Linked DNA regions of Homo sapiens: region 1 is linked to region 2. The links are chromatin loops, found by intact Hi-C in ENCODE. Cell type or tissue: tibial artery. All regions are shown on one strand. Links, peaks and the distances in the headings refer to the core of each region. The heading gives the core; the rest is flanking DNA. Region 1 overlaps CCL28 (C-C motif chemokine ligand 28). Region 2 overlaps TMEM267 (transmembrane protein 267).

Evidence for each region. Hi-C counts contacts between places; a loop is a spot of excess contacts. Peaks named below come from ENCODE experiments on the same cell type or tissue, not always from the same donor. Only the 100,000 strongest peaks of a DNase experiment are listed, where the experiment ranks them.
Region 1: it touches region 2 in a loop (7-fold over the local background); 2 of 110 quality-filtered maps call a loop at or near these places.

The regions. Positions count from the first base shown.
Region 1 is chr5:43,394,449-43,399,826 of GRCh38, reverse strand. The region is part of intron 1 of CCL28 (C-C motif chemokine ligand 28); the gene reads left to right. Among named protein-coding and RNA genes, the nearest start is that of CCL28, 15 kb to the left of the region's middle. RefSeq lists silencers at 2,509-2,598, 2,649-2,708. In tibial artery, for the core only: no CTCF peak of the experiment used is centred there; a DNase peak (open chromatin) is centred at 2,746; H3K4me3 peaks cover 1,497 bases; H3K27ac peaks cover 812 bases.
Region 2 is chr5:43,458,382-43,463,759 of GRCh38, reverse strand. The region is part of intron 1 of TMEM267 (transmembrane protein 267); the gene reads left to right. Among named protein-coding and RNA genes, the nearest start is that of TMEM267, 23 kb to the left of the region's middle. In tibial artery, for the core only: no CTCF peak of the experiment used is centred there; no DNase peak of the experiment used is centred there.

The DNA of each region.
Region 1 (5,378 bases), core at 206-5,205, 64 kb after region 2:
GACAAATAGGAATGCTTTTGATCAGATACTAAAAACATCTTTACAATATTACATATAGTGAACAAATGATTTATCATATTGACTGACCCCTTATTACTTCAATGTGCAGGGATGGTACCTATGAAAAGCACTGTGTAATTGTAGATAATTTGGGACATAAGAGCTTGACCAAAAACTGAAAATACTATTCCTAGAAAAAAAGCAAAAATATTTTGGACATTAAAAGCCTTAAAACAAGATAAAAATGAAACACTGATAAGATCGGAGCTTAGTTCAGTCCAAGAAACTTTTTTAGCACTAATACCAGACAATGTGCTATGTGGTGGGGGGTTACAAAGATGCCCTGTGGGAGCTTACAGTCAAAAGACAGTCATATAGACTCTTAATGTCATACATGGTAAAGACTAAGATATAGGAAAGCACAAGGTACTGTGGGACCTCAGATTCAAATGGGGAAATGACAAAATTGGAAGAAAGTAGACAACTGAGAGGTTCAGCAGTCCAGAAGTCAATTAATAAGGTCCTGAACTAAGAGTGGTAACAAGGAGAAAGAGGAGACAGATCTGAAAAGTGTTAAGGAAAATACAATCTACAGGAGTTTGACTGGCCATGGGAGTGCAGAAGATGGAATTACACTTGGATAACAGTACAAAGTGATTAAACGAGATGAGAAAAGGAAAACAGTAGATTTAAAGTGGCAGGAGATGATGTCTTCAGTTGCGGCTCTGTTGAGTTTGGGGTGCCTGTGGGATATCCAAGTGCATATTCAATGGCAGGTGGATACACATCAGAATATTTGGGTAGAGCTAAAAAAACACATTTTGAAGTTACTGACATAGTAAAAATTTTAAACATGAGATGTGGAAAGAAAAGAGCAGTAGGTTAGGGATGGCACTTTCAGAATGCTAACTATTGAGGAGAGGGCAAAGGAGGACGCATTCAAGAGGCAGAGAAAGTAATTTCTCTTCTTTTTTTTTGAGATGGAGTCCCTCTCTGTCGCCCAGGCTGGAGTGCAGTGGCACAATCTCGGCTCACTGCAACCTCCACCTCCCGGGTTCAAGCAATTCTCTGTCTCAGCCTCCTGAGTAACTGGAATTACTGGCGTCTGCCACCATGCCCGGCTAATTTTTTTGTATTTTTAGTAGAGATGGGGTTTCACCATCTTGGCCAGGCTGGTCTTGAACTTCTGACCTCGTGATCCTCCTGCCTTGGCCTCCCAAAGTGCTGGGATTACAGGCATGAGCCACTGTGCCCAGCTGTAATTTCTCATTATTCAGAATATTAGAAGAGACTAGTAACTAGGAATATGGAAATTTTCAAGGAAGGAATGGGTAAGTGTTAAATACAGCAGAGAGGTCCAATGAGACAATGTTAGAAAAATGTCTGCTCTGCCTGGGCACAAAGTGAGGTCCCATCTCTACAAAAAAATAAAGAAATTAGGTAGGCATGGTGGTGTGCACCGGTGGTCCCAGCAACACGGGAGGCTGAGGCAAGAGGATCACTTGACGCCAGGAGGTGAAGGCTGCAGTTAGCTGTGTTTGTACTACTGCACTCCAGCACTCCAGCTTGGGTGACAGAGCAAGATCTTATCTAAGGAAAAAAAGAAAAAAAAGTCTGCTAATTGCTAATTGTAGGCGCCCTGAGGGCAGGTACTATGACTTATTAATTCTTATATACTCGGTGTCTGTTACAAAGACTGATACAATGCAGGCAGCACCCTATAAATGCTTCTAGAATTTTACTGATGTGACAATCACTTGAATTAGTAAAATAACACACTTCTACGATTCAAAAAGAAACATGTCGGTACTAGATATTGTAGACATTTTTCCCAAGGGAGCTTTTTCTTGACCCAACTCTGCCTAAATTTTTAGTAGAAAAATATTAATAAAGGAAATACAGAAAATACCTTTCCAACAGAAAGAATAAAAAGCAAAGAAAAAGGATTTAAAAACGCAAAAAAAAGAGAGAATAAATGAATACAAACCAAAAGATTAGTGTAGCAATGTCAATAACAGAAAAATATGATTTAAGCAAAAAGTTATAGTAGAAATAGAGGAATCTTAACCGAAAGATAAAAAAGTTCACTTCACAGAAAAGCTATCTCTAGGGCCCAGACTCCTGTGAGGCAAGAGAGATGATCGAGGCGTGAAAATGCAGTCAGATTTTGTTTTTATTTAAAATTGCAGCATTTTACTAATCATAGACTTTTTTGCATTAATTTTTATTTTTAAAAATATTGCATCCAAATATTGCTTATCTTCATTACGGAGTTCTTTTGGCGGTCCCTTAAATTCTGCACCTGAGGCTCGTGCCTCATTTTAATTCTGGCTGTGGACCAGGAGGGTACTTGGGCGTCTGAAAACATAACCCCAAGTGTTGTATCACATAAGTAGACAGAAATGCAAGAAAAAAAAAAACTGGCATAATCCCAATAACAGTGGGAGATTTTAACATACCCGCATCAAAAGCTGGCCGATCAATTAAAAAAAAAAAAACTAGTAAGGGTTAGGGAATGCGTGCACAATACAACGTTTTCTCCTGCAGCTCTGTGAAGGGCAGCCCGCGGTAGGCTAGGCCTGGTCCTGGGCGCCCCAGCCGGCTCCCCCGGGTCCAGGCGTGCGCCTGCGGGCGACGTGCGCGTCTGGGCATCCGGCCGTCACGCGCTGCCTGGGACTCCACCCTACCTACCCTTCGCGTAGTACTTGTTATACTTTGGCAGCTTCTTCACGTCGGTCCTCTCCGCGCGCGGGTAGGAACCGTCCACGGCCTTAAAGAAGCCTCCTCACCAGGTCAGTGGCGCCAAGCAGGTTGCGTACGCGCAGAGGCGGGAAGGGCGGCTGGACGTCGCCCAGGTAAACGACGTCCCGCGCCACCCCTTTCTTGTTGCTGTCGCTCTGCACTTCCCGCGCTCTTCCTTGCTCTCTGCTTCGGCTACCGCCCGCTGTTTTCCACTTCAGTCTCTCCTGGTCCACGGCAGCCACGACTACAGATACCAGTAGCGCGACAGCCTCAAAGCGCCATAACGTCGTGCTTTTCTTTTTTCGTTCTTTCTTTCTTTCTTTCTTTTTTTCTCGTGCTTTGTTTCCTCTGATTTTCCTTTTCCGGGTTTTTAGTTGAACACACGTTTTTTTCGTGTATGTGTTTTAAATAAATGCATTTAGGGCTAAATTTAACTGTACCCCACCCATTATAATAAATAGTACTTTTACGATTTTCCAGAATAAGATTTTGTGGTTTCCTCTTTAACCCATGAGTTGAATGCTTTGTTTCTAAGCTTAGAGCCAAACATTTATTTATTATTAGAGACAAGGTCTCTGTCGCCCAGGCTGCAATGCAATTGTCAGAGGCGAGTGAACCAGAGCAACTCCCATCTTAAAATAGGAGCTAGGTAAAATGAGGCTGAAACCTACTAAGCTGCATTCCCATCTAAGTCACAGGATGACATAGGTCAGCACAAAATACAGGTCATAAAAGACCTTGCTAATAAAACAGGTTGCAGTGAAGAAGCCGGCTAAATCCTACCAAAACCAAAATGGCCACAAGGGTAACCTCTGGTCGCCCTCACTACTACACTCCCATCAGCGCCATGACAGTTTACAAATGCCATGGCAACGTCAGAAAGTTACCCGATTTGGTCTCAAAAGGGGAGGCATGGGCTGGACGCAGTGGTTCACGCCTGTAATCCCAGCACTTTGGGAGGCAGAGGCGGGCGGATCACGAGGTCAGGAGATCGAGACCATCCTGGCTAACACGGTGAAACCCCGTCTCTACTAAAAATACAAAAATTAGCCGGGTGTGGTGGCGGGCGTCTGTAGTACCAGCTACTGGGGAGGCTGAGGCAGGAGAATGGCGTGAACCTGGGAGGCGGAGCTTGCAGTGAGCAGAGATCTCGCCACTGCACTCCAGTCTGGGCAACAGAGCGATACAGAGCGATACTCCGTCTCAAAAAAAAAAAAAAAAAAAAAAAAGGCGGGGGGTAAGGCATGAATAGTCCACTCCTTGTTTAGCATATCATCAAGAAATAACCATAAAAATGGGCAACCAGCCACCCTCAGGGCTGCTCTATGAAGTAGCCATTCTTTTATTCCTTTGCTTTCTTAATAAACTTGCTTTCACTTTGCACTGCGGACTGGCCCTAAATTCTTTCTTGCACGAGATCCAAGAACTCTCTCTTGGCGTCTGGATGGGGACCCCTTTCCTGTAACGCAATGGCAGGATCAAAGCCTCCAACTCCTGGGTTCAAGTGATCCCCCTGCCTTAGCCTCCCAAGTAGGTGGGCCACAACGCCTGGCTAATCTTTTAAATTTTTTGTAGAGACAGGGTCTCACTATGTTGCCCAGGCTGGTCCTGAACTCCTGGCCTCAAGCAATCCTCCCACCTCAGTCTCCCAAAGTACTGGGATTATAGGTATGAGCCACCACACCTGGCTCAAACTTTTAAACTATTACTTTGCACAGGAACCTTCACTTCAAACACTAAGAATTTAAAAAAGGAGCCATGACTGCAAATACAGTGAGATAAAGCTATGACACTTTGTGAGAATAAAGTAGAAATTGTGGATAAAATGAACAATTTCTTGGAAAAATAATAAATATATAAATATATATGTAAATATATATATATTATATATACAAGTAAGCCAATAACAAATCCAACTTAAACATCTTTCCTCAGACACCAGGCCTAGATAGTTTTTTAAGTTTTACCAAAAATTGGAGGAACAGAAAATCTTTATCTTATACAAACTCTTTCAAAGGATGGAAGAACAGAGAAAACTACCTAATGCATTGTTGAGATTAACATACCCTTAATACCCAAAACATGGAAGGATGGTAACAGGGTATAAAAGTATAGATTAATTTATGAACAGAGGTGCAAAAATCTTAATAAATAGCATATCTTATACAATATATAAAAATTAATATATTATGAATAAGTATGGTTTATCCCAGGAGGGCAAGGAAGAAAATAGATTAATCCACCGCAGCAATTTAAAACTTTCAATGGGCTAGGTACTGTTCTAGGCATTTAGCAAAGTAACAGATTTTAAAAGAGAAAAATCCTTTATTTCCTACACAGGAATTGAGAAGAAAGAGATGAAAATGACGATTTACCTGTAAAACTGGAGTATCTACTCCAAACTATTAAAAATAAAAAAATTCAGCAAGGTTGCTGGATACAAGAGCAACATTAAATAATCAATAGAATTCTTATACATAAAAATTAACTAATTAGAAAAAAGTATTTTTAAAGAGTTCATTCACAATACAACAAAATATATAAGGTACCTAAATATAGATCTAAGATATACGACATTATCTTATCATTTTCTTCATAAAGATCTTGGAGGACCAAGAAAATCTGAATAGATAGAG
Region 2 (5,378 bases), core at 269-5,268:
AAGAGTTGTTGAATTTTGTCAAAGGCCTTTTCTGCATCTGTTGAGATAATCATGTGGTTTTTGGCTTTGCTTCTGTTTATATGCTGGATTACGTTTATTGATTTGAGTATATTGAACCAGCCTTGCATCCCAGGGATGAAGCCCACTTGATCATGGTGGGCTGGATCATGGTGGGGTGGATTTTTGATGTGCTGCTGGATTCGGTTTGCCAGTATTTTATTGAGGATTTTTGTATCAATGTTCATCAAGGATATTGGTCTAAAATTCTCTTTTTTGGTTGTGTCTCTGCCAGGCTTTGGTATCAGGATGATGCTGGCCTCATAAAATGAGTTAGGGAGGATTCCCTCTTTTTCTATTGATTGGAATAGTTTCAGAAGGAATGGTACCAGCTCCTCCTTGTACCTCTGGTAGAATTCGGCTGTGAATACATCTGGTCCTGGACCTTTTTTGGTTGGTAAGCTATTGATTATTGCCACAATTTCAGAGCCTGTTATTGGTCTATTCAGTGATTCAACTTCTTCTTGGTTTAGTCTTGGGAGGGTGTATGTGTCGAGGAATTTATCCATTTCTTCTAGATTTTCTAGTTTATTTGCATAGAGGTGTTTCTAGTATTCTCTGATGGTAGTTTGTATTTCTGTGGAATCAGTGGTGATATCCCCTTTATCATTTTTTATTGCATCTATTTGATTCTTCTCTCTTTTCTTCTTTATTAGTCTTGCTAGCGGTCTATCGATTTTGTTGGTCTTTTCAAAAAACCAGCTCCTGGATTCATTAATTTTTTGAAAAGTTTTTTGTGTCTCTATTTCCTTCAGTTCTGCTCTGATTTTAGTTATTTCTTGCCTTCTGCTAGCTTTTGAATGTGTTTGCTCTTGCTTTTCTAGTTGTTTTAATTGTGATGTTAGGGTGTCAATTTTGGGTCTTTCCTGCTTTCTGCCAATAACTATTAAATTTGCTTTTTTAAGGCTATTTTTTAGATCCTGTATGTGTGCTTCATTGTTTTTTATTCTTTTTCCTTTTGTCTCCTCTGACTGTATTTTCAAATAGCCTGGCTTCAAGCTCACTAATTCTTCTGCTTGATCAGTTTTGTTATTAAATGACTGTGGTGCATTCTTCAGTATGCCAATTGCATTTTTCAGCTCCAGAATTTCAGCTTGATTCTGTTTAATTATTTCAATCTTTTTGTTAAATTTATCTGATAGACTTCTGGATTCCTTTTCTGTGTTATCTTGAATTTCTTTGAATTTCCTCAACACAGCTATTTTAAATTCTCTGTCTGAAAAGTCACATATCTTCTTTTCCAAGATTGGTCTTTAGTGCCTTATTTAGTTCATTTGGTGAGGTCATGTTTTCCTGGATGGTGTTGATGCTAGTAGATGTTCTTCAGTGTCTGGGCATTGATGACTTAGGTATTTATTGTAGGCTTCATTGTCGGGGCTTATTTGTACCCGTCCTTCTTGGGAAGGTTTTCCAGATATTTGAAAGGACTTTGGTGTTATAATCTAAACTATATCTGCTTTAGAGGGCACTCCAAGCCCAGTAATGCTGTGGTTCTTGCAGACTCATAGAGGTACCGCCTTGATGGTCATGGACAAGATATGGGAGAATTCTCTGGATTACCAGGCTAGGACTCTTGTTCTCTTCCTTTACTTTCCCTCAAACAGTCTGTTTCTGTGTTCTGAGCCACCTAAAGCTAGGGTGAAGTAACCCAAGCACCCCTGTGGCCACAACTACCATGACTGTGCTGGGTCAGACCTGAACCCAGCATGGCACTTGGTCTCACACAATGCCTGCTATATTCACTTCCTGGCTACTGCCTATGTTTGCTGTAGGCCCTGGGACTCTACAATCAGCCAGTAGCAAAGCCAGCCAGGCCTATGTCCTTCCTTTCAGGGCAGTGAGGTCCCCCAGGCCCTGGGTGGGTCTAGAGGTACCATCTGGGAGTCAGGGACTAGAGTCAAAAACCTTAGACGTCTACCTGATGTTCTATTGCACTGCAGCTGAGCTGGCACTCAAACCACAAGATGCAGTCCTTCCCACTTTTCCCTCCCCTTTTCAAAGACAGAGGAGCCTGACTCCATAGCCACCACCACCCCAGGTCACAAAGAGTACTGCCAGAACACTGCTAATGCCCCTTAAGGCACAAGGTCTCTTAAGTCAGTTTGTGGTGGATGCTGCCTGGCCTGAGACCCACCCTTTAGGGCAGTGGGCTCCTCTGTGGCCCAGGGCAGGTCCAGAAATGCCATCCAAGAGTCATATCCTGGAATCAGGGACCCCAAGAGCTCACTTGGTGCTCTATCCTCCTATGCCTGTGCTGATACCTAAGGTGAAAGGCAAAGTCCCCTTTAGTTTTCTCTCTGCTTTTGTCAAACAGAGGGAGTTTTTTCCCATAGCCACCACAGCTGATAATGTGCTGAGTCTCACCTGAAGCCAGCAAGTCTCAGAGGCTCACGCAAGGCCCTTGATGTAGTACCTGTGTATCACTGCTGGTTGTTCAGGTCCCAAGGGCTCTTCAGTTAGCAGGTGATGAATGCTGCCAGTTTTTGAGTCCTGTCCTTCAAGGCAGGGGTTTCCCTTCTGGCTCTGAGTATGTCTAGAAATGACATCTGGGAACTAGGGCCTGGAATGGGGCCCTCATGACTCTGACCAGTGTCCTGTCTTGCTGTGGTTGAGCTGTTATTCTCCTCAAGCAAAAAGAAGGGGTCTCTTTTGGAGCCTCAAGATGTGCAGCATGGGGTTAGGTGAGGGTGATGCCAGCATACCTTTGGCTGCCCCAACTTTGGTCTCAGTATGTCATGTGCCCACGCAGTCCACTGTCTCTGGGCCTAGTTCAGCTCTAGGACTCACCTAAGGGTTGCAGTCCTTAAGGCCTACACTGCCTTTCAAGTTTACCTGGAGACAGAGGGCACTGTAGCCCTCAGTGGCGAGGTTTGCAGAAACTCAAATTCGGACCAATGGAATGGGCATTTCCCCTCTGGCTTGGGCTAATTTAAATGCTCCCTCCGTGGCTGGACATCAACTGAGTTTAGTCTGGTTTTCCTTTCTGCTCTAACAGGACAGCACTGAGTTCAGTGCCTCAAAACTGCTGTGTTCTCCCTCCCTCAGTGCCCAGAGATGCTCTCTGCCCCACTCTGCCACTTCTGGGGTGTAGGGGAGGGGTGGCCTTAGTGATTCAGGACTGTTTTTTGCTTTTCTGTGTTTTGTTTTTTTTTTAATCCCTTCTGTGCCTCTTTCAGTGGTGTGAAGTTAAAACCAGGTACTATGAGTCTCACCTGATTTTTGGTTCTTATGAAGGTATTTTTTTTCTGTGTAGATAGTTGTTAACTTGTGTTTGGGGATGATTGGTGGAGGCTTCTATTCTGCTATTTTGCTCTGCCTCCCTAATTCAAATATGTGGTTAACTTTTATGGGGGTTCCGTGAACATTTGAAAAGAATGTGTACTGTTTATAGCAGGAGTCCCCACCCCCAGGCCATGGACCAGTACAGGTTCATGGCCCATTAGGATCCAGGCCGCAAAGCAGGAGGTGAACGGCAGGCTAGCAAGTGAAGCTTCATCTGTGTTTACAGCCACTCTCCATCACTGACATTACTGCCTGAGCTCCACCTCCTTTCAGATCAGTGGCAGCGTTAGCTTCTCATTGGAGAGTGAACCTATTGTGAACTGCACATGCGAGTTCTAGGTCACGTGCTTCTTATGAGAATCTAATGCCTGATGATCTGTCACTGTCTCCCACCATCCTAAGATGGAACTCTCTAGATGCAGGAAAACAAGCTAAGGGCTCCCACTGATTCTACATTATGTTGAGTTGTGTAATTATTTAATTATATATTACAATGTAATAATAATAGAAATAAAGTACACAATAAATGTAATGCACTTGAATCATCGCAAAACCATCCCCCTCCACAGTCCATGGAAAAATTGTCTTCCACAAAACCAGTCCCTGGTGCCAAAAAGGACTGGGACCACTGCTTCATAGCATATGAAGTTGTATACCTGAGTATGAAATAAAATTTATAAATTATATTATTCAGATTATGCCTTTTATTGACCACTTAATTTTTTGCTGCTGTTGTTTGACATGTAAGCATCCTCTTACCCCATAGAACTTTACTGTGATGTGAATATTTTATCCTTTTCAGTTCTAATTAATCATTTTTACCTTGAATTCTGTGTTTGCAGTTAATATTACCATTGCTACTTAATTTTGTTTGTATTTCTTAGACATATATTTTCTCATCTCTTTATTTTCTATATTGTGAAGACTTTTTGTTTGAGGTGTTTTGTTTTGAACAATAATTTAGTGATGTTTTCTTTTGCCCCAATCTGATTATGTTTGTCTCTTTATAGAGAAATTTAACACATTCACATTTGTTGTGGTATTTGTATTTTATTTGGTCCCTATTGCTTTTTGCAGAGTGGGGGTGAGCTGGAGGGAAGTAAGGTTTTCTTTTTTTTCTTTTCTGTCTTGCTGTATTGATCAAATTTTCTTTATTTGTCTCCCTTCCTGCTAGAGATTGAGAAGTTCTACTGCTCAGTTTCCCCTACCCCCCAAAATCATACATGGGTGTATAATTTCTAAGGCAAAACTTTTAAAATTCACAGTTGCCACATAGGTGCCATAATTTAACTATGCTTAGAATGCTACAGTCTATGATCTTTTTCTCTCAGAGTTCTGTAAATGTTACCTCACAGTATTCTGACATTTAGGGTTGATGATAATCACATTCTCTTTCTTTGGAAGATAATTTTTTTTTTTTGACATAGAAACTCTAAAGGTTTTCTCTTTATTTTTGGAAATTTTTTTTCAATGCCCAACTCTTTGTCTTATATTTTCCCCTTAAGCTTTGGAAAAATTATTTGCAAATGTTCTCATTTACTAATTTTGATGTTTGAAAGATTCACGCCACTGTGCATTCCTTCAGTGCATAGTAGACTTTGCATTGAGTTTTTATTTGGGTAATCAACTTTTTCATTTCCATAGTTTCTTGTTTTCATATTTCTCCTTTTTTACAAAAGCCTGCTGTTTTATAATCAATGAAGTGTACCTTCCTAACTTTTTAACATCTTTGTTGGAGTATAATTGACATGTAATTAACTGTATATGTTTAAAATATACAGTTTGATACGTTTTGACATATGTATGAAACTGTGAACCATGGAACTATCACCACAGTCAAGATAATGAACATATGCGTCCCTTACCAAAGTTTCTTTATTCTCCTTTTTAATCATTCCTGCCTCTACTGTCTTCAGGAAACCATGGATCTGCTTTCTGTCACTATAAATTAGTTTGTATTTTGTAGACTTTTAAATAAGTAGAATTATACTATGCACTCTTTTTAAAAACATATTTCTAGGCCAGGTTCAGTGGCTCAC